Regions from separate parts of the Homo sapiens genome. Here region 2 is linked to region 1. A link is an interaction called in ENCODE POLR2A ChIA-PET data of the cell type or tissue named here. Cell type or tissue: Panc1. All regions are shown on one strand. Each heading gives the region's core, and the rest is flanking DNA. Links, peaks and the distances in the headings are about the cores only.

Region 1 (10,851 bases), core at 989-8,988:
AGCCAGAATAATGGTAATGATAGGATTTAACTTGTAACAACAGCTCAAGCCTATCAAACACTGATGATGTTTTACAGCATTATCTCATTGATTCCTGACAACAGCTCCATGAGTCAGTATTATTATTAGACTCATTCTCTAGATGGGGATGCCACGTCAGTCCTGTTGGTGGCACCAGGCACTAAGTAAATGGTCTGGGGGGCGCCCAGATGTCTGGGTTATGTTTCTGATTCTCCTTCCCCATCATCATCTGGGGACAGGAGCCCAGGTCCATAGAACACACTTCTGCCATACTCCACAGTGACGACCCCCAATTCCAAGGGCTCCTCTGCGTTCTAACCTCTCCCCAATCCATGAAGACATTAATTTAACACATTTTTATTGTGCAGCTATTGTGTGCCAGGTGTGGCCTGAACAGAGAGAAAGCAACAAACAACACGTGTAGTCACACCTTCACAGGCCTCAACAAAGCCCCGTCTCTCTTGAACCTGCTCCCTTCAGCCTTTTGTGCCTCCCATCTAGCAATCACCTCGGGCCCTCATCAACCTCCTGCCTCACTGCAGGGGTCCATACTCTCCAGGTCTCCTCCCTCCTCACTGGCACTCCCTCCCCAGCCTCCTTCGCTGATTCCTCGCCGTCTCTCCGCACAGCTTCGCTCTTCCCCATCCACACGGCTCTCCTCGTGATTTCAACACCTCTGTGCTGGGGACCCCTACTTTTCCTTCTCCCCCCTGGACCTCTCTCAACTTCAGGTATGCGTATCCAACTGTCTCCTTGCCATCTCACGCAGCTGTCTGACGGGCACCCAGCACCGAACAGACTCAGCCACGTCTCTGATTCTTCACAAGGCCTTCTGCCACTCCCTGCAAACCCCGACCCTGGGGTCCCTCAATGCAGTATCTTCACCCCTCAGCTGGTGTCCAGGCCCAAACCTCAGGGTCATCCTAGCCCCCTCTCTTTCTCTCACCCCTACATCCAGGCCATCAGTACTCACTGTCAGCTCCACCTTCAAGATATAAATGGGCTCACCCCTCCTTCACACCCCCACAGGCAGGACCATGGACCACAGCAGGAGCTTCTGCCCCAATTTCCTGGCTCTGGCTCCTGCTGCCACACACAGCCAGAGGGACTCTATTAATCTATGGGTCAGATCATGTCCTTCCTCTGCTCAGAACCCTCCCCCTATCCATGTAAGGAAAAGGCCCCAGTCCCTAGCAGACCTCCTGTGGAACTCTCTGACCTCAGCTCCTCCGTGCCCTCTTTTTATCGTAGCCACTGAAGCAGGTGTGTCACGGTATCTCACTGTGATTATCACTCGCTTTTCCATGATGATGATTACGGATGGTGAGGTAAGCACTTTAACTAGTAATAGTAGCAACAGTAAATGGTTAACATTGACACAGCATTTACTATGTGCCAGGTACTAGGCTAAGTGCTTTCTTCATATATACGGTGGCATGATCCCTTCCTAAACCTCTTGGGCCTGATGTGTTTCGGAATTCTGAATAATTCAGATTTTAGAAAGGCAACCCTAGAAGGTTCTGAGCGAACAGTGGTAGACTATCACATCGATATTTCTGCAGTGATAACAAGACATCAGCTTGGATCACATTCCACCTGGGACTGTGGATCTGCTTTTTTCTTTCTTTCTCTCGCTTTTTCTCTATTTCTTTCTTTCTCTTTCTTTCCATCTAACTATTTATTTATTTTGAGATGAAGTCTCGCTCTGTCGCCCAGGCTGGAGTGCAGTGGTGTGATCTCAGCTCACTGCAACCTCCGCCTCCCAGGTTCAAGCGATTCTCCTGCCTCAGCCTCCCCAGTAGCTGGGATTACAGGTATGCACCACCATGCCTGGCTAATTTTTGTATTTTTAGTAGAGATGGGGTTTCACCATGTTGGCCAGGCTGGTCTCGAACTCCTGACCTCAAGTGATCTGCCCGCCTCGGCCCCCCAAACTGCTGGGATTACAGGTGTGAGCCACCGTGCCTGGCCCATGGATCTGTTTTAAATCCTTGAATGCCCACAACCATATTATGATGTAGGCAGCATTATCTCTTCTGTTTTACAGATGGAGAAACTGAGGCACAGGAAGGTAAGTGCTTTGGCCATGGTCATAGAGGTAGAAGGGGATGGCTGAGATTCCAACACATTCCAAAGGCCATCTTTACTACTGGCTTTCAGGGTAGCTGACAGGAAATATATCAATGTCGAATGAATGAATGAATGAGGTCAAGCTGGGGATGTGAGAGAACTAGTTACAGCTCACGCAGGAAGGTCAAACACTACTGAGCTAGCTATTTGTGAGTGGTTAACTTCATTTATTTTGGATAAAAGATGTAACCAAAGATAAAGCAAGATATGCCCAAAATATTATCCTTAGAAAATGTAGCTATATTTCAGGGTCTTTCACTTTATTTTATTTTGGAACAAGTGCTCTTTGGGAAAGACATATTAGCTTTTAAAAACTTAAATGATGCTAGTTTGGGCAATAATAAAAAGGGAGGCATATACTATAGGAGACTTGTTAAGTATTCCCAAGTATTCACAATTCCAAGTGTGATAAGTCACTGTAAACATGCTCTTTAAGCAATCTTAAAATTTATATATAGCCACAAAAAAACCCCAACTAGCCAAAGCAACACTGCGAAATAAAAAGTTGGAGGCATCACACTTCCTGATTTAAAATTATATTACAAAGCTATAGTAATCAGAACAGTATGGTGCTGACATAAAAACAGAATAAAATAGCCCAGAAATAAATCCAAACATAAGTGGGAAATAAGAATGAAACTGAGCCTTTCAAAGAATGAAATCTTATACCATACACAAAAATAAACTCAAAGAGGATAAAAGACCTAAATGTAAGATTTGAAACCATAAAACTCCCAGAAAAGAACATGGCGGAAAGCTCCTCAACATTGGCTTTGGCAATGATTTTTTAGACATCACACCAAAAGCTCAGGCTACAAAAGCAAAAATAAATAAACGGGACTACATCGAACTAAAAAGCTTCTGCACAGCAAAGGAAACAATCGACATAACAAAAAGTCAACCTATGGACTGGGAAACAATATTTGCAAACCACATATCTGACAAAGGATTAATATTCAAAATTTATGGAGAACTCTTACAACTCAATATTAGAAAAAAATAACCAAGTAAGAAATTAGCAAAGGGCCAGGTGTGGTGGCTTACACCTGTAATCCCAGCACTTTGGGAGGCTGAGACAGGAGGATCACTTGAGACTAGAGTTTGAGACCAGCCTGGGCAACATAGTGAGACCTGTCTCTATAAAAAATTTAAAACTTAGCTGGCCGTGATGGCTTGTGGCTGTAGTCTCAGCTACTTGGGAGGCTGAGGCAGGTGGATCACTTGAGGTTAGGAGTTCGAGACCAGCCTGGTAGCCTGGTCAACATAGCAAAACCCCGTCTCTACTAAAAACAAAACAAAACAAAAATACAAAAATTAGCTGGGGCCTGGTGCGGTGGCTCACGCCTGTAATCCCAGCACTTTGGGAGGCTGAGGCAGGCGGATCACGAGGTCAGGAGTTTGAGATCAGCCTGGCCGACATGGTGAAACCACATCTCTACTAAAAATACAAAAATTAGCTGGGCATGGTAGCGTGCGCCTGTAATCCCAGCTACTCTGGAGGCTGAGGCAGGAGAATCGCTTGAACCCGGGAGGCGGAGGTTGCAGTGAGCTCAGATCATGACATAGCACTCCAGCCTAGGTGACAGAGTGAGACTCCATCTCCAAAAAAAAAAAAAAAAAAAAAATTAGCTGAGCGTGTTGGCGGGTGCCTGTAATCCCAGCTACTGAGGAGGCTGAGGCAGGAGAATTGCTTGAACTTTGGAGATGGAGGTTGCAATGAGACAAAATCGAGCTACTGCAGTCTAGCCTGGGTGACAGAGTGAGACTCCAACTCAAAAAAAAAAAAAAAGTAATAATAATAAAATAAATAAAGGTTCCTTTAAAAAGCACGATAGGGGCCGGACACGGTGGCTCACGCCTGTAATCCTAGCACTTTGGGAGGCAGAGGTGGGCAGATCATGAGGTCAGGAGATCGAGACCATCCTGGCTAACACGGTGAAACCCCGTCTCTACTAAAAAAATTCAAAAAAATTAGCTGGGCGTGGTGGTGGGCGCCTGTAGTCCCAGCTACTTGGGAGGCTGAGACAGGAGAATGGCGTGAACCCAGGAGGCGGAGCTTGCAGTGAGCGGAGATTGAGCCACTGCACTCCAGCCTGGGCGACTGAGCGAGACTCCGACTCAAAAAAAGCAAGATAGGGACAAATGATTTTAAGACACGTTTAACCAATTTAAACAAAATACTTCAGTTGAAACTCTTAAATGGGGCATTTCAACTAGAATTTTGAATTTTTTTTAAAAAAAGGATGTGTAATATAGCACTGAAAACTGTCTCAAAGCAAAGTGCCACTGTGGGGGAAGAAAGAACATGGAGAAATTTTCCTAAGTTGTCATTTATTATTCGCACTGGAATGATGAGTCTGATTGACTCACAAACAGGCGATTATATAACCACTTTTATATGTTCACGTTTACTCAGCCACTTACCCATGTTCAGTAACTGTCCTTAAACATCTGAGTTGGTTTTTTAAAAAAACCTAACAGTGAGTGGCTGTAGAGATCACCAATTCCTAAAAGGGGCATTAAAAAAAAAAACTGTCTAATGGTAGAGGAATGGCTTCCTGAGTGTTGGGATACAGTTTCCAGTGACAACATACACAAATTCAAGGGGTGCCACATCACAAATGCTTCAGATGGACGTGGAGACAGCGTACTCTGGAAATACGTGTAGATGACTCAAAAAGTGACTCTTGTAATAAGGATGTCTGTGAAAAGTGTGACTAACACTGTTTTATGACATGTGAGAGGATATACGGAACATTTTGAGTCCAATTTTCTCTTTTTTCCTTGAGACAGGGTCTCCCTCTGCTACCCAGGCTGCAGTGCAGTGTTACAATTATGACTCACTGCAGCCTCTACCTCCTAGGCTCAAGCGATCCTCCCACCTCAGCCTCCCAAGTAGCTGCGACCACAGGCACACACCACCACACTTGGCTATTTTTTTTCTTTGTAGAGATGCGGTCTTGCTATGTTGCCCTGGCTGGTCTCAAACTCCTGGCCTCAGGCGATCCTCCTATGCTTCCCAAAGGGACAGGATTACAGGCGTGAGCCACTGTACCCTGCTGAATTCAACATTTTTGATATCTGGATTCCAAACATGTCACAAAATTAATCAATTAGGAAATACAGAAAGGCAGCTGATTATGTTGTTCAAATCCCTGAATGTTTCAGGTGGGCCTCCAAACTTTTTTTTTTTTTTTTTTTTTTTGAGACAGAGTCTTGCTCTGTTGCCCAGGCTGGAGTAGAGTGGTGCAATCTTGGCTCACTGCAACCTCTGCCTCCCCGGTTCAAGCAATTCTCCTGCCTCAGCCTCCTGAGTAGCTGGGATTACATGCGCGTGCCACCACGTCAGGCTAATTTTTGTATTTTTAGTAGAGATGGGGTTTCACCATGCTGGCCAGGCTGGTCTCGAACTTCTGGCCTCAAGTGATTCACCCGCCTCAGCCTCCCAAATTGCTGGGATTACAGGCGTGAGCCACCATGCCCGACCCCCACCCCCACCACCCCCACCCCCCGCTGGCAAACTTTTTTTCATCTCTTTGGAAAGCTATCGAACCACTTTGTTTTGGGGCACGTATGGCATTTTTTAGGTACAAGTGTTGAAAAAAATCTGGAAGACACACACCAGCTCATAAAAGTGATTATCTTGGGGCATTATGGGTCCTTTGATTTCTTTTTTTAAACAACAAACAAGCATTACTTTGATAATCAGAAATGCAGGCTAGGCAAGGTGGCTCATGCCTGTAATCCTAGCACTTTGGGAGGCCAAGGCAGGTGGATTGTCTGAGCTCAGGAGTTCGAGACCACCCTGGGCAACATGGTGAAAGCTTGTCTCTACTAAAATACAAAAAATTAGCCAGGCGTGGTGGTGCACGCCTGTGGTCCAGCTACTCAGGAGGCTGAGGTATAAGAATTGCTTGAACCTCGGAGGCGGAGGTTGTGGTGAGCCAAGATTGTGCCACTGCACTCCAGCCTGGGCGACAAAGTGAGACTGTGTCTCCAAAAAATAAAAATTAAAATTAAAAAATTAAAGAAATGCAAACAAATAATACAGCTTTATAATGTCGCTCAGTAACTCTAACTGAATTGGTCAAGGGTGAGACCCAGGCCTTGGGATTTCTTAAAGTTGCCAACATAATTCTAATGTACAGCAAGGATGGGAATCATTATTAAACATTTTCCAAATTACACTGTAGAAGATGTTCCTGGGTGTCTTTCAAAAAGAAAAGTGCTCCATAGTCAAAGAAGCGGGTTTCTTTCCTGTAGGATTTCTCAGACTGTAACATGCACATGACTTTTTTTTTTTTTTTTTTGAGACGGAGTCTCGCTGTCACCCAGGCTACAGTGCAGTGACGTGATCTTGGCTCACTGCAACCTCTGCCTCCTGAGTTCAAGCAATTCTCCCTGCCTCAGCCTCCTGAGCAGCTGGGATTACAGGCGCCCACCACCATGCCTGGCTAATTTTTGTATTTTTAGTAGAGATGGGGTTTCACCATGCTGGCCAGGCTGGTCTCGAACTCCTGACAGGTGATCTGCTCACCTGGGCCTCCCAAAGTGCTGGGATTACAGGAATGAGCCACCTCGTCTGGCCTGCACATGACTTTTACATGAGGAAGATACAGTGCACAGTGGACATCTGTGTGTGTCTGCTCAGAACTCCTTTCCAGCAGCCATGCCATTAGCAAGTCCTGTCCACTCTACCTCCAAACCGTACCCAGAACCTGCCCCCTCCTCTCCCTCCATGCTCCTTACCCTGGCCCCATCCTCTGGCATCTCCAGCCTAGACTAGAGCAACAGCTTCCTCCTTACTCTCACACTGGCTTCTATAATTCACTGTCACCAAGGCACGCTAGTGGCAGATCCTTGGGACATGCAGAGTTTGAAAAATCTCCCGCTACCTGCCCTGACACTGCCCAGGGCATCCCTACCTGCCATCCTCTGACCATGGAAGGTGCCTGCTTTAAGATGAAGGCACCGTGACAGACAGTCCCCCAGGCTATTGTTGAGCTGCTGTGTCACCAGCTCACAGGGTCCAAAGAACCCTCAGACTTGGAGGTGGGGGGCCTGACTGCTTAAGTCTGCATGAATGGGGGTTGCCGTTACCTGGAGCCAAAAGCCTCCAATCCATACGCTCCTTATTGTTTTACTCTATTTACTGGTCAGCAGTTTTTTTCACCAGGTAAAAATTATCCTATGTATCTGCCTGGTTCACTGCCTGTGTCCCGCTCCTCGAATGCCAGCTCTGAGAACAGGGATATTTGTCGTCTTGTTCACTGCTGGAACACCCCCTGCCAAAGAGTGGGAACTCAGCATTTGTTAAGAGAATGACTGAGCTCATTTGATTCTTTCAACAGCTCCAAAAGGCAGGTGTTCCAAGTCCCAGCCTCCTCCTCACCGCCAGCCAGACCCGGCACCATCTGCCCCCACCTACCTCTCCCAGCTCTTGACCCTGCAGTTACACAGGTCTTCTTCCAGTTCCTTCGCAGAGTCAAGCTCCTTCCCACGTCCGGAGCTCTGCTGATGCGGTTCCCTCTACCAGGGACTCTCTCCCCATTCCTCGCCCCCACTGGGGGAAGGTCTACTTATCCTTCAGGCCTCCTCCCAAACGTCAGTCCTTATGACAGACGTTCCCTGACCTCTCAAGACATGTCCGGGCTCTCAGATATGCTGTCACGGCCCTCTGGGCTCCTCTGCCAGAGCACTTAGTGCAGACATAATCACACAGCTGTTGCTGTAATTACTTCAATTCTGTTTCCACCACTAAACTATGAGCTCCAGGAAGGCAGGGGGACACCTCTGCATTTCTAGAGCCCTGAGAAGGCCTGGCACACAGTAGGTGCTGCATAAATACCCCACCAGTCCACTGTGGCTATGAGAGTTACTGCTCACTGAGTATCGTATTTCTAGTCCCTTGTAGTTAGGCAGGACCGTGTGACAGTTCTGGGTGCAGGTGGAAGTGAACACGTGGCTTCTGGGCCTCGGCATCTAAGTGCTGCTGTGCACCTCTCCGTCCCCTTCTGCTGTGGTGTCTCTGCAGCCTGTGAGGCTCCAAGACAGGGGCAGGCCGGGATGGGGCGAGTGGGGGGAGCTCCTGTCAGCCTGGGTCCCTGAGGTACAAGGTTAAGCCCTCCCACCTGACCTGCCCATGTCACAAGTAAGAAATGGACATCTGTTGTGTCCAACCTCTAGGATTTCAGGGTTAATTTGTTACTGCAGCAGAAACTCGCCCATCAGAGGCATTCCTGTGAATGAATGAAGGCAGCTAGAAAGCAGAGACACTGTGATCACCGACCGGAAGGTGTGGAGCAGGGAAACGGCCACCAGCCACCCAGCACGGAACTCAGTGAAAGAACAGAAGCGGGGAATGGGCCAAGCACTCCACGGAGCTGCGACTCTGTGCTCCTGAGGGGGCAGATGAAATGACCCAAAGCCTCCACTGCCTTCAGACAGGGCCTGCCTGGGCAGCCCTCGGGACACACGCTCCTTAGGGATCACAGCCAAGTGTCCGTCCCTGGGGACGGGGAAGGAGGCAGTGCTGAAGCCAGCAACACCCTGGAAAACCCTCTTAGCCAGAGGAAGCTGAACCAGCAAGGCTGCATGAAAGGTCTGGGCTAATTCGGGCTGACAACCTTCCCTCCGAATCACCCACTGGGGCTGTGCCCTCCCGGCTCCATCCCAGAGAATAAATCACACTGTCAGGTCTAATTTGGGGCTTGGCTGATGGGCTGAGCAGAGCATCCATGCGTTCTGGCCACAGAGGTCAAGGGCAGCCTACACTCTTGAGGCCAGTGCTGAAAAGTCTCAGGAATGAACAAGAAAGGGGACCAGGAGGCCAGGAGCCATGGGTCTCCAACACACACCAAAGAAACTCCCAACTTGGCCCATGAAATTCCTGGCCCAGGCTTTCGCTGTATGAACTCTGCTCCCAGAACACAGTCCTGCTACACCTAGGCCTGTGCCAGCTCAGGGCTGGGTGCAGGGCGACCCCTCACATGTCTGGTGAATGAATAATCACAACAGCAGCAGCTCACGCTTATTATCTTATAGGCTGTTACTAAGCCACCTAACCTCCAACATGCAGTAAGGGCTAATGAATGCAAGCTGCCACCATCCTCCTCCTCCTCATTATCATCATCACCACCTCCACCACCGCCACCACCATCATCTCATCATCATCATCTCATTATCATCTATTATGCGACTTCTCGTGCCAGGTACTGTCCTAGGTACTTGAAATTCATAATCCCATCTTAATCCTTACAACCACCTTGGGAGAAAATGGAAGCACCCACAGTTAAGCTGCCCATTTAGGGCTAGTCACGGGCTCAGCTATGACTAGACCCCAGGTCAGCTGGATTCCGGAAAGCTGTGCTCTTGGCCACCGTGTCAACCCATTTTTGCTTTCATCTCCCTGGAGAAGCCTGTCCCCAAACTCCAAGTCACCGTTAGGTGCCTTCTTGGGGTTCCCACAGCCCCGTGGCTTCCCCTATTAGAACTCTTATCACTCTGGGTTGTTTACCTGCAGAACTTCCCAACATACTGTATACCAGGGTAAGCCTCGTGCCCAGCAAGAGGAGCAGGAACATGGGAGGTGCCCAATCAATGATGGTTGGTTGGAAGGATGGATGGAGACCCAAGTCTGAATCTTTCATTTTACTGAGGAGGGAAACAGAAGTTCAGAAAGGAGAGCTGTCGTGAGAGTTTCACTGAAGAAAGGCAGGTGGAGAAGATGGTAGAAACGGCTCCTTGATGAATCTCTATTCCACCTCCAAAGCCCAAAAGCTGCTTCCAGGAGCCCTCTTTGACCCCTAGGCTGGGTTAGGCACCTCCACTGGGTTCCCACTCCCCTGGGCTTCCCCGATCACAGACCTGACCACTCTGGGGTCTGAAGGTCTGCTTCCCTCACCGGATGGGGAGCCGCATGAGGGCAGAGCCACCCAGCCATGAGGCTGGTCCAGTCACCACTGCATCCCCACTACTCTACAGGGACGGGCAGGGGAGGCGCATATCAAATGTGTGCGCAATCAACCAGCAGACCTCCAGAGAAAGAAAAGGCTAGAAGGCTCATCCTGGGAAGAATAACTAAAAGCACAGGTATAGTTTGGAAAAAGGGAGGCCAAGAGGGGTTCCCTCAGCCACTTGTAAGTCCCTGCAGGGCTGCCAGGAATAAGACGTGCAGCTGGTGCTCTCCCGAGGACTAGACCTGAACCAGTGGGAGGTAGTTAGTTACACAGGGGCGGATGTGATTCACAAGACAGTTTTTTAATGATCACAACTTCCCCAAAGCAAAACACACTGCTGGGCTCTGCCCTTGCTGGAAGAATTTAAACCCAGGCCAGACAGTGAGCAGCCTGGTCCCCTGTACCCCACCCCCCGCACCCCCGGACCTCTTATGAGGCAACAAAGTGTAGTGGCTAAGAACAGGGGCCCTGGACCCAGGCTGCATGCCTCCCTGTCCCAGCTCCTCTACCTGGCAGGCAGCTTCACCACTCGTGCCTCAGTTTCCTCATCATTACCATGGGGATATCACAGCAGTGACGTCTTAGGGTAGTTACAAGAACTGAATGAGATCATGCACGTGAGGCGCTTACGGCAGGGCTTGGCACAGAGTCAGCACCCATTAATGTTCATTATTACTGCTTTTCCTTCCCCATGAAACCAGGCAGTGCTGGCTGGCCACCCCAACAGATACTCTCAATTCAT
Region 2 (10,851 bases), core at 1,529-9,528, 64 kb before region 1:
TGGCATACAGGAGGTACTCAATAAGTAAGATCCAGAGAGCACAGGCTGGTGGTCTTCAACTTGCTCAAAGCCACACCCATGGACAATGGCAGAGTCAGATCCCAGGTCACTGGCAGGGCCAGTTATAGGCGCCACCCCTTCCCTGGACCCTGACTGAGGTCAGGATGGCTGTGGCTTCCGAGTGCCCTATGGGACTCTCACCCTCTGATATGGTTTGGCTGTGTCCACACCCTACAATTCATCTTGAATTGCAGCTCCCATAATTCCCACATGTCGTGGGAAGGACCTGGTGGGAGGTAACTGAATCATAGGGGTGGGTCTTTTCCATGCTGTTCTCGTGATAGTAAATAAGTTTCACGAGATCTGATGGTTTTATAAAAGTGTGGTTCCCCTGCACAAGCTCTCTTGCCTGCCACCATGGAAGATGTGATTTTGGTTCTTCTTTGCCTTCTGCCATGACTGTGAGGCCTCCCCAGCCATGTGGAGCTGTGAGTCCATTTAACCTCTTTTTCTTTATAAACTACCCAGTCTTGGGTAAATCTTCATTAGCAGTGTGAAAATGGACTAATACACCTCTCCCCTGCTGGTCAGTCTCCGAGGAAGACTCTGTTATCTTCACAGGTGACGCCGTATTCACAGTGTTTGGCTTATTTGCTGAGATTATATTGTTCTTTTTCTTTTTTCTTTTTTTTTTGGAGACTGAGTTTCACTCTTGTTGCCCAGGCTGGAGTGCAATGGTGCGATCTCGGCTCACTGCAACCTGCACCTCCTGGGTTCAAGTGATTCTCCTGCCTCAGCCTCCTGAGTAGCTGGGATTACAGGCATGCGCCACCACGCCCAGTTAATTTTGTATTTTTAGTAGAGACAGGGTTTCTCCATGTTGGTCAGGATGGCCTCGAACTCCTGACCTCAGGTGATCTCTCCGCCTCAGCCTCCCAAAGTGCTGGGATTACAGGTGTGAGCCACCAAGCCCAGCCTATTATATTGTTCTTATTTACACAGTTCTAGCATTCATGTAGCTGTTAAAGAATCTGCCAATGCAGGAGATCCATGGACGGGAGTCCCACGGAGCTCTAAGTGACATGGCTCACAGTGTGAACTCCAGACACGCTTTGCAGCTCAACTCCTACTGTTGAATGGTTAGTTCTTTATGTGAGTTTTAAGTGGCATTAAATCAAATCGCTAAAGCAGCTATTGACTGTGGCTGGTCCTGTACTAAACACTGCACAGCCTTATCTTCAATTCATCATCTCAATGAATCTCTTAACAACCCCGAGAGGCGTTAACTCATTTTGCCCCATTTTACAGATGAGAAAACTTAGGCTCACAGAGGTTAAGTAATTTTACCTAAGTCACATAGTGATGGAGGGAAAGAGCCTGGATTCTAACCCACTTCTTAACTCTACGACTCAAGCTTTTCCCCAGCGCCCCTCCCACATACTCAGGAAAAGGCACTGCTCTCTGCGCCCCTCCTGTGTGTCGGGCCCTGTCACGCTCCGGTTGCCGCAGGAGTATATGGACCTTTCTCAATGACCCTGATTCAGGGGCACTACGATTATACCCATTTTACACAGCAGGGACTCAAGGCCCAGAGAGGTGAGATCACTTACCTGAGATCACACAGCTAGGAAGTAGCCAAGAAAGAACTCAAATTCAGGTCTAATTCTGAGATCAAAGCGCTTTTTTTTTTTGCTTTTTTTTCTCTTTTGAGACAGAGTCTTGCTCTGTTGCCCAGGCTGGAGTGCAATGGCATGATCTCAGCTCACTGCAACCACTGCCTCTTGGGTTCAAGCAATTCTCATGCCTCAGCTTCCTGAGTAGCTGGGACTATAGGCACACGCCACCATGCCTAGCTAATTTTTGTATTTTTAGTAAAGATGGGGTTTCACCATATTGGCCTGGCTGGTCTCAAACTCCCGACCTCAGGTGATCCGCCTGCCTCAGCCTCCCAAAGTGCTGGGATCACAGGCATGAGCCACCAAGCCTGGCCTAAGACCAAAGCTCTTAATAGCATGTTTTTAGATGAACCTTAGGAAATCAATATTTGAGCATTTTTGGCCTACAAAGTCACTTGTGCCAACTGGGAAAATACGTACACTTACTTCCTAAACTGTCAGCACTCTGGGGCTTCTGTTCATTAGGAACTGGAAGAATTGCTCTGTGGGCCCAGCCTGCAAGGTGGGTCCAAGAGAGGAGCCGGGTCACAGCTGCAGCCTCTTGGCAATGAGTGTTTGGTGGCGCTGCCCACCTGGTATCCCTGCCTCCTGCTGGCAGCCACACCCACCCAGTTCAGGAAAGCACCTCCCCAACCTCCATCCGTTTCAAGTTGAGCTGGCACCACTCACCCTCTCTAGGGTTGGGCATGAGCCTCGGGCTTGGCCAGTCTGCCCTTTCCACCCCTACCCCAGGCCCCAAGACTGGCATGTGAATAGTCCAATGAGACTCAGCTCTGAAACACTTCTGGGACAACTGGAAAAAACAGCACTCTTTCTGCTGAGGTGGCTAAGCTGGTGGATGTGAGCCTAGGGCTGCTAGGAGGTATCTTTGCTTTGCACCTGTGAATAAAGCTGCTGTAAAGAAAAGTGGAGGTGAGAAATGGGGAAGGATTCCTAATATTGTTGGAGTCCCTGGATCCAACCAGACCTGAGGCCAGCCCTCTCTACAATCTTAGAGTTATATAACCCATAAATCTCTTTTTCTAGTTAAGCCAGTTTGGTGTGAGTTTCTGTTACTTGCAGTCAAAATAATGTTGACTGATTCACTCTTCTTCTTAAGACCAGTGATGACTCAAGAGGCCCTGGAGGGGCGTCGGGCTAGCTGGGGCTGGGCAGGGCGCCCAAGAAGCAGCAGGAAAGACTGGGGCCAAAGTGACATCTCGAACCACACCTGGGCTGCTCTCTAACCCCCAGGGAAAGTGACCATAGTAAAGATGGCCTCCAAGGTCAAGGGCCTCCATATGATCCACAGGACAGAACTGGGAGGGCCAATGCTGGTGGGTGGGCAGCCAACATCCGGCAGCCGTGCCTCTGCTGAAAATCACTGACCTGCTGCCTGTTGTTGGGGGTGTAAGGGAGCAGGGTGGAGACATGGAACATGATCTCGTAGTCCTGGTACATCGTGTAGAGGGAGTGGGTTCCCGTGGAGTCGGCTGAAACAGAAATGCCAGTTAGGACCATGTTTCCAAAACCTCTGGGTTTTTGCCATATCCCACGTACCATCTGTGCTGGTTTTTAACTTGGTGCTTTCACTTCAATCTACTCTTAAAAATTAAATACACTGGCCAGGCCTGGTGGTTCACACCTATAATCCCAGCACTTTGGGAGGCTGAGGCAGGTGGATCATCTGAGGTCAGGAGTTCGAGACCAGCCTGGCCAACATGGTGAAACCCCGTCTCTACTAAAAGCACAAAAATTAGCCAGGCCTGGTGGCGGGTGCCTGTAGTCCCAGCTACTCGGGAGGCTGAGGCAGGAGAATCGCTTGAACCCGGGAGGCGGAGGTTGCAGCGAGCCGAGATCACGCCACTGCACTCCAGCCTGGGAGACAGGGTTAGACTCTGTCTCAAAAAAAAAAAAAAAATTAAATACATTTAGATAAAAAGGAAACCCCATTGCTATGTACCCACCAGACTGGTAAAAATTAAAAAGTCTGACAGCACCAATGGTTGGCGAGGATGTGGAGCAAATGGAACCCTTGAGGTGGCTGGTTAGGTGTGTAACTTGGTACAAGCACTTTGGAAAACTTTTTAGCAATCTCTCTTATACCTGAAGATAGGCTTAATTGATAACCTGGCACTTCCTTTCCTTGGACCACAGCCCAGAGAAATCATGCACACGTGTCCTGGGATATGGGTACAAGAATCTTCAAGCGTCAGTCAAAAGAATGGGTGAACACACTGGTCAATTCACACTGTGGAAAAATATACAGCCAGGAAAAGGAATGAGTCGCGGCTGCAGCATGGGGAAATCCTCTAAATGTTGAGTGAAAGATGCTGACACAAAGCAGCACACACAGTGTGATCCCATTCATGTGACATGCAAAAGCAGGTCAGATTATACCAGTCAGGGATGTGTAGGTAAGTAGCAAAACTATGAAGAAAAGCAAAGAAATGGTTATCATTGAGCATCAGGATATGAGTTCTCTCTAATAGGAGGGAGGGTTATGGCTAGGAAGAGGCAAACCTGCTTACTGAGCCCATGTTTCAGAGTGGGAAACTGAGGCATGGAGAGGGAGTGCCTTCCCAAGGTCACACTGTACTGAGTGGTAGCGTCTGGACCAGTACTCAGGCTGTTGGATTCCAGATCTGTTCTTTTTTTTTTTTTTGAGACAGAGTTTCACTCTGTCACCTAGGCTGGAGAGCAATGGCGCAATGTGGGCTCTCTGCAACCTCTGCCTCCTGGGTTCAAGCAATTCTCCTGCTTCAGCCTCCTGAGTAGCTGGGATTACAGGTGCCTGCCACCATGCCTGGATAATTTTAGTAATTTTAGTATTTTTAGTAGAGATGGGGTTTCACCACATTGCCCAGGCTGGTTGAACCCCTGACCTCAGGTGATCCACCTGCCTCAGCCTCCCAAAGTGCTGGGATTACAGGCGTGAGCCACTGTGCCTGGCCTCCAGATCTGTTCTTAATAATATTCAATGCTGCCTCAGTGTCTGGCGGGGACACTGAGGCCACAGCTGCCAGTGCCAGAGCCAGGTTGGGAGCCGGGTAACACCCAGGTATCTGCTCAAGCCAGGGCCATTCTTGCCTGTAATTTGGGGAAACTCATTCCAGGAGCACTATGCTTCCTGGGGTCCTCTAAGAGAACCCACTTCCTGGCCAGGCGCGGTGGCTCACACCTGTAATCCTAGCACTTTGGGAGGCCGAGGTGGGTGGATCACCTGAGGTCAGGAGTTCAAGACCAGCTTGGCCAACACGGTGAAACCCCATCTCTACTAAAAGTACACAATTAGTTGGGTCTGGTGGCACGTGCTTGTAATCCTAGCTATTCAGGAGGCTGAGGTGGGAGAGTCCCTTGAAACCAGGAGGTGAAGGTTGCAGTGAGCCAAGATCGTTCTAATGCACTCCAGCCTGGGTGACAGAGCGAGACTGTCTCAAAAAAACAAAAAAACAAAAAAACCAATACTAACACTCACACCTGCCAGCTTCCTCCACGCCAGGTGAGCCCAGGGAGGCCTGCTGCCTCCCCGCCCACCTAGGGGGACACCCACGCTGGCGGAGCTCTGGGAAGCACTCGGCACAGAGGGAGGGCTCAGGATGTTTGGGGCAAAGCTGACCCACGGAACCCTCACCATGCTTCCAAGATAAGCGCAATTATTACCTTCACTCTACAGATGAGGAAACTGAGGTCGAGAGAGGCAAAGCCACCTGTCCAAGATCACGAAACTAGCAAATGGCATAATAACATGCTCGTTCCTCCTACAGCCTCCTTCAGCGGAGGAGCAGGGGAAGGTGATGATGGCCCCAGACACCTGCCTAACACCTCACTTCTCTCTCTAAGATTTGTCTCCTGATCTGGGCTTCTGTTTTGTTTTCTAGAAGAGCAAACCGAGTCTTGGCGAGGTGTGGGGAAGAGCAATGTCTGACTGAGCCATCTTGGGGCCTTCTCACTCCCAGCTGACGAAAACCCACTCCCAAGGACAGTGGTAGTCCATTCCCCAGGGAGCTGTGACACCTGTGAACATTACCCATCCACCCACCCAGCTACTTCTCATGAAACATTTCAATCCTATATATCATATACATATATATATTTTTTTCTTTCCTTTTTTTTTTTTTTTTTTTTGATATGGAGTCTCGCTGTATCGCCCAGGCTGGAGTGCGGTGGTGCGATCTCGGCTCATTGCAAGCTCCACCTTGCGGGTTCACGCCATTCTCCTGCCTCAGCCTCCAGAGTAGCTGGGACTACAGGCGCTCGCCTGTATTTTAGTAGAGACGGTGTTTCACCCTGTTAGCCAGGATGGTCTCGATCTCCTGACCTCATGATCCGCCCACCTTGGCCTCCCAAGTGCTAAGATTACAGGCGTGAACCACCGCGCCCGGCCCCTTTTTTTTTTTTGAGATGAAGTTTTGCTCTTGTTGCCCAGGCTCGAGTACAGTGGTGTGATCTCAGCTCACTGCAACCTCTGCCTCCCAGGCTCAAGCAATTCTCCTGCCTCAGCTTCCCAAGTAGCTGAGATTACAGGCATGTGCCACCACACCTGGTTACATTTTTGTATTTTTAGTAGAGACGGGGTTTCACTACGTTGGCCAGGCTGGTCTCGAACTCCTGCCCTCAGGTGATCCACCTGCCTCAGCCTCCCAAAGTGTTGAGATTACAGGCGTGGGCCATTGCGCCCAGCCCCATATATCATATATATTTATGTACACATACACATGATAAGCACAGAGACTGCTGCAACAAATACGTCCTATGTGATACCACCTTAAGAAAAAGACCACTACCCACACTCTAACGTGAGCACCGTTTCCTAGACACACCCACCTCTCCCCAGACAGCCAACCACTATCCTGCATATTGTCTCCAGTATTCCCTTGTTTTTTTTTTTTTTCTACTGATTGATTGAGACGGAGTCTTGCTCTGTTGCCCAGGCTGGAGTGCAATGGTGCGGTCTTGGCTCACTGCAACCTCTGCCTCCCGGGTTCAAGCGATTCGCCTCAGCCTCCCAAGTAGCTGGGATTATAGGCGTGAACCACCACGCCCAGCTAATTTTTTTGTATTTTTAGTAGAGATGGGGTTTCACCATTTTGGCCAGGCTGGTCTCGAACTCCTGACCTCAGGTGATCCACCCGCCTCGGCCTCACAAAGTGCTGGGATTACAGGCATGAGCCACCATGCCCGGCCTATTTATTCTTGAGATGGGGCCTTGCTTTGTCATCCGGGCTGGAGTGTAGTGGCATGATCATAGCTCACTGCAGTCTCAAACTCCCAGGCTCAAGCAATCCACCCGCCTCAGCCTCCCAAAGTGCTGGGATCACAGGCATGAGCCACCACGCTTGGCTCTGTTTTTCTTTAGAGTTCCACTGTGTAAGAGCATATCCACCAACAATATATTGCTGGGTTTTTGTTTTTGCTTTTTTTTTTTTTTTTTTTTCAGAGACAGGGTCTTGCTTTTTTGCCCAAGCTGGTCTTGAACACCTGGCCTAAAGCAATCCTCCTTCCTTGGCCTCCCAAAATGTTGGGATTACAGGTGTGAGTCATCCTGCTGGACCTTTTTGCCAGGTGTAGTGGCTCATGTGTGTAGTTCCAGCACTTTGGGAGGCCAAGGATCCCTGGAGGCCTTGTGTTTGAGACCAGTCTGGGTAACATAGCAAGACCTTGTCTCTATAAAAAATAATAATTGGCCAGGTGTGGTGGCTCACGCCTGTAATCTCAGCACTTTGGGAGGCCGAGGTGGGCAGATCACGAGGTCAGCAGTTCAAGACCAACCTGGCCAATATAGTAAATCCCCATCTCTACTAAAAATACAAAAACTAGCAGGGAGTGATGGCTCATGCCTGTAATCCCAGTTACTTGGGACGCTGAGGCAGGAGAACTCCTTGAACCTAGGAGGCGGAGGTTGCAGTGAGCTGAGATTGCGCCACTGCACTCCAGCCTAGGCAATAGAGGCAGACTGTTTCAAAAAAAAAAAAAAAAAGAAAAGAAAAGAAAAGAAAAAAATTGTTATGTAAAAGACATCATTCAGGTCCCACTCTTCTGAGGCTTGCTGTCTTTGCGCAGCACGAAGCATGTGGCTCTCTTCCACGCTGATGCCTGTGGTGCCAGTTCATCTCCTCTGGGTGAACACGGCGCAACTCTGCCAGTGTGCACTGGGTGCACCGAGGTGCCGGTGGTTAGGGATATTCAGTCCTCTCCTGCCATGCACGTGCACATTAGACAGAGTGCATACCTAGGAGTGCAGGAGCTGAGTCACAGAGCAGCGTCTCTTCAAACTGGACTTGAATGTGCTGTACTGTTTTCCAAAGTGGCTGCACATGGCCAGGCGTGGTGGCTCATGCCTGTAATCCCAACACTTTGAGAGGCTGAGGTGGGTGGATCACTTGAGGTCAGGAGTTCGAGACCAGTCTGGCCAACACGGTGAAAGCCTGTCTCTACTAAAAATACAAAAATTAGCCAAGTGTGGTGGTGCACACCTGTAGTCACAGCTAGTTGGGAGGCTGAGGCAGGAGAATCTTGCTTGAACCTGGGAGGTAGAGGTTGCAGTGAGATGGGATCATGCCACTGCACTCCAGCCTGGGCCACAGAGTGAGACTCTGTCTCAAAAACAACAACAACAACAACAACAAGTACAACAACACGAAAAAATAAAGTGGCTGCACTTATTTGTGCTCCTACAAGTGAAGTCTGAGAGCTCCCACTGCTCCACGTCCCCACCGTGGCATCCCCAGGCCTTTTAAGCTTTGCCTGTTGAGTAGGAGTGCAGTGGTGGCTCACTGTGATCTAACCGGCCCCCTACTTACTCTTGACGTCCAGCTGGGCAGCGTACTTGGTGAAGCCCTTCAGGCAGACCTTCTCGCCGATGAGGGAGAGGAACTCCTCAAAGGCGGGGCCGGCCTCCTCATTGTTGTACATCTCCTCCTCGGAGCTCTGGCCGGCCTTGCAATAGAGGATGCCCACCTTGTGCTTCCGGCAGAGCTGCAGAGGCAAGAGTGGCTTTGTGGAGGCAGGCCAGGCAGAGATGGCAGAGGGAAGGGAGCAAGGGGTATGTCTGAGGCCTGAGGCCCTGGGAGCTGCTGGGACCACTCGGGAACCCAGAGCCATAGCCAGACAGGGGAAAACAGTGTTGGGGCATGGCAGCATGTCCCAGTTGTCCCTCCCCCTCCCTTCCACTCCAGAGAAGCACAACGAGGTATCCAGGCCGCCTCTTCTCGCTATGGCGGGTGGAGGACGGCTGGTGATGCCACACTTGCATGAAAGAGACTGTTGCCTTGGCCGGCATCCCACAGTAGGTGGACTGGGATGGGCTGAGATTCTGCAAAAGCAAAATCTGGAGGGCTCAAGGCTTATAGTCAATACCTTTTTTAGGGAGTGGGCTCCCAATAACTATGTTTGCTTTAGGTATCCCGGATCCCCCTGGTCACTGGTGACTGGGCCATGGACAGCCACCTGACCTACGCCATAGCCCAATCGATGGCTCTCCTGTGACCAGGGTCAGCCTGCTGGGGTCTGCATGTGGCTGTAATTCTAACAGACTGGGAGCTGTGGGAGAGGCAAGAGAAGCAGAGGGAGCCAGCATGTGGAGCGGGGAGGAAAGACACACTAACCCCCCACTATAGACACATATATGCATGCACACATGGGGACCTAGCAGCTATCTCACCCCCAGACAATCTCCCTCCTTTAGGAGACCCAGTTACATTCTTGCTCTTGGCACCACTAGAATTTGATTTGAATCCCTCCTTTTGCTGAAACCAGCTTAAGTAGGTTTCTGTTACTTGCAAAGAAAAAAGAAAGTGACCAAGATAGAAAAAGCTACCAGGAGTGGGGTTGCAAGGTACTGCCCCAGCAGCACCCCCACCTCCAGCCCCTGACTCACCCCTTGCTCATCGAGCTTCAGCAGTTGCTCCGTCACCTTGGGGGTGTTGAGGGCCAGCCGCAGGCAGTGGATGTTGAGCTCGGGGATGACATACTCCAGGGCATCCTTCAAGGGCAGGCCCCGCCCGGTCCCATGCTTGGTGGCTGTGGGCGTAGCATCTTCCAGGATGGAGCCCCGCAGGGTGATGAGCTACTCAAGGGAGAGAAGGGAAGGTTAGGGGGCTCTCGAGACCTAAAAAGGGATAAGAGCATAGCAGAGGTATCTTGTTTTGAAAGAGACATGTGTGATGATTGGAAGTTTGTGCTCTAAGGTCAGAAAGCCCTAAGTCTGAGCCAGAACTTGAACCTGCTGCCTCCTGGCTGTGCGGTCTTGACCAAGTGACTTCATATCTCTGAGCCTCAGCTTGCTCTTTTGTGAAATGGGTACAGGATGGTATCGTAACCTTGAAGGGGTGTTGGGAGGATTAAATGAGACAATAATGTAAACTACCTTCATTTGTTCAACATATACTGGCTGAGTGCCTCCTGTGAGGCACTGAGTCCTACTCTAGGTGCAATGAACAAAGACCCTTGTCCTTGTGGAGCTGACACTGGAATGGGGGAGATGAATTATGTAAGGCAGTAGGGAGTATAATGAAGAAAACAGGTCCTACCAGGAGGTGGGCTCTTGTCATTATTACAGTAACACTGTATTATGTACACATTACTGTAAATGCTCAAGTAAAACACCCACCTGCCTTGAATACTGGCATCATCTTGGATCTTGAACTGTGGCACTGGTTTCAGACCAGTTTCATTTAAAAAAAAAAAAAAAGGCCAGGCGTGGGTGGCTCACACCTGTAACCCCAGCACTTTGGGGAGGCCAAGGTGGGCGGATCACTTGAGGTCAGGAGTTCAAGACCACCCTGGCCAACATGGTGAAACCCCATCTCTACTAAAAATATAAAAATTAGCCAGGCATGGTGGCATGCACCTGTAATCCCAGCTACTTGGGAGGCTGAGGCAGAAGAATCACTTGAACCCAGGAGGCGGAGGTTGCAGTGAGCCAAGATCGCGCCACTGCACTCCAGTCTGGGCAACAGAGCAACACTCAGTCTGAGAAAAGAAAAGAAAAGAAGAAGAGAAGAGAAGAAAAGAAAGGAGGGAGGGTAGGAAAGAGAGAAGAGAAGAGAAGGGAAAAGAAAAGAAAAGGACAAGACAAGACAAGACACCACCAGTGATTCTAATTTGGTTGGTCTGGGATGGGGCCAGACATGCATGTTTGCATACATGGCATATTTTTAATCCTTCTCAGGTGCTTCTGATGTGCAGTCAGGGA

The links. Peaks named below come from ENCODE experiments on the same cell type or tissue, not always from the same donor. Only the 100,000 strongest peaks of a DNase experiment are listed, where the experiment ranks them.
Region 2: POLR2A ChIA-PET joins it to region 1 with 17 read pairs; 6 of 35 experiments call an interaction of 5 or more read pairs at or near these places.

Annotation. Positions count from the first base shown.
Region 1 is chr19:38,034,199-38,045,049 of GRCh38, reverse strand. The region is part of intron 2 of SIPA1L3 (signal induced proliferation associated 1 like 3); the gene reads right to left. Among named protein-coding and RNA genes, the nearest start is that of SNORD152, 120 kb to the left of the region's middle. RefSeq lists an enhancer at 7,504-8,005. In Panc1, for the core only: no CTCF peak of the experiment used is centred there; a DNase peak (open chromatin) is centred at 4,789.
Region 2 is chr19:38,098,834-38,109,684 of GRCh38, reverse strand. SIPA1L3 (signal induced proliferation associated 1 like 3) reads right to left here. Exons shown (of 22, transcript NM_015073.3): 5 at 9,535-9,723; 6 at 8,459-8,633; 7 at 3,045-3,148. Among named protein-coding and RNA genes, the nearest start is that of SNORD152, 59 kb to the left of the region's middle. In Panc1, for the core only: no CTCF peak of the experiment used is centred there; no DNase peak of the experiment used is centred there.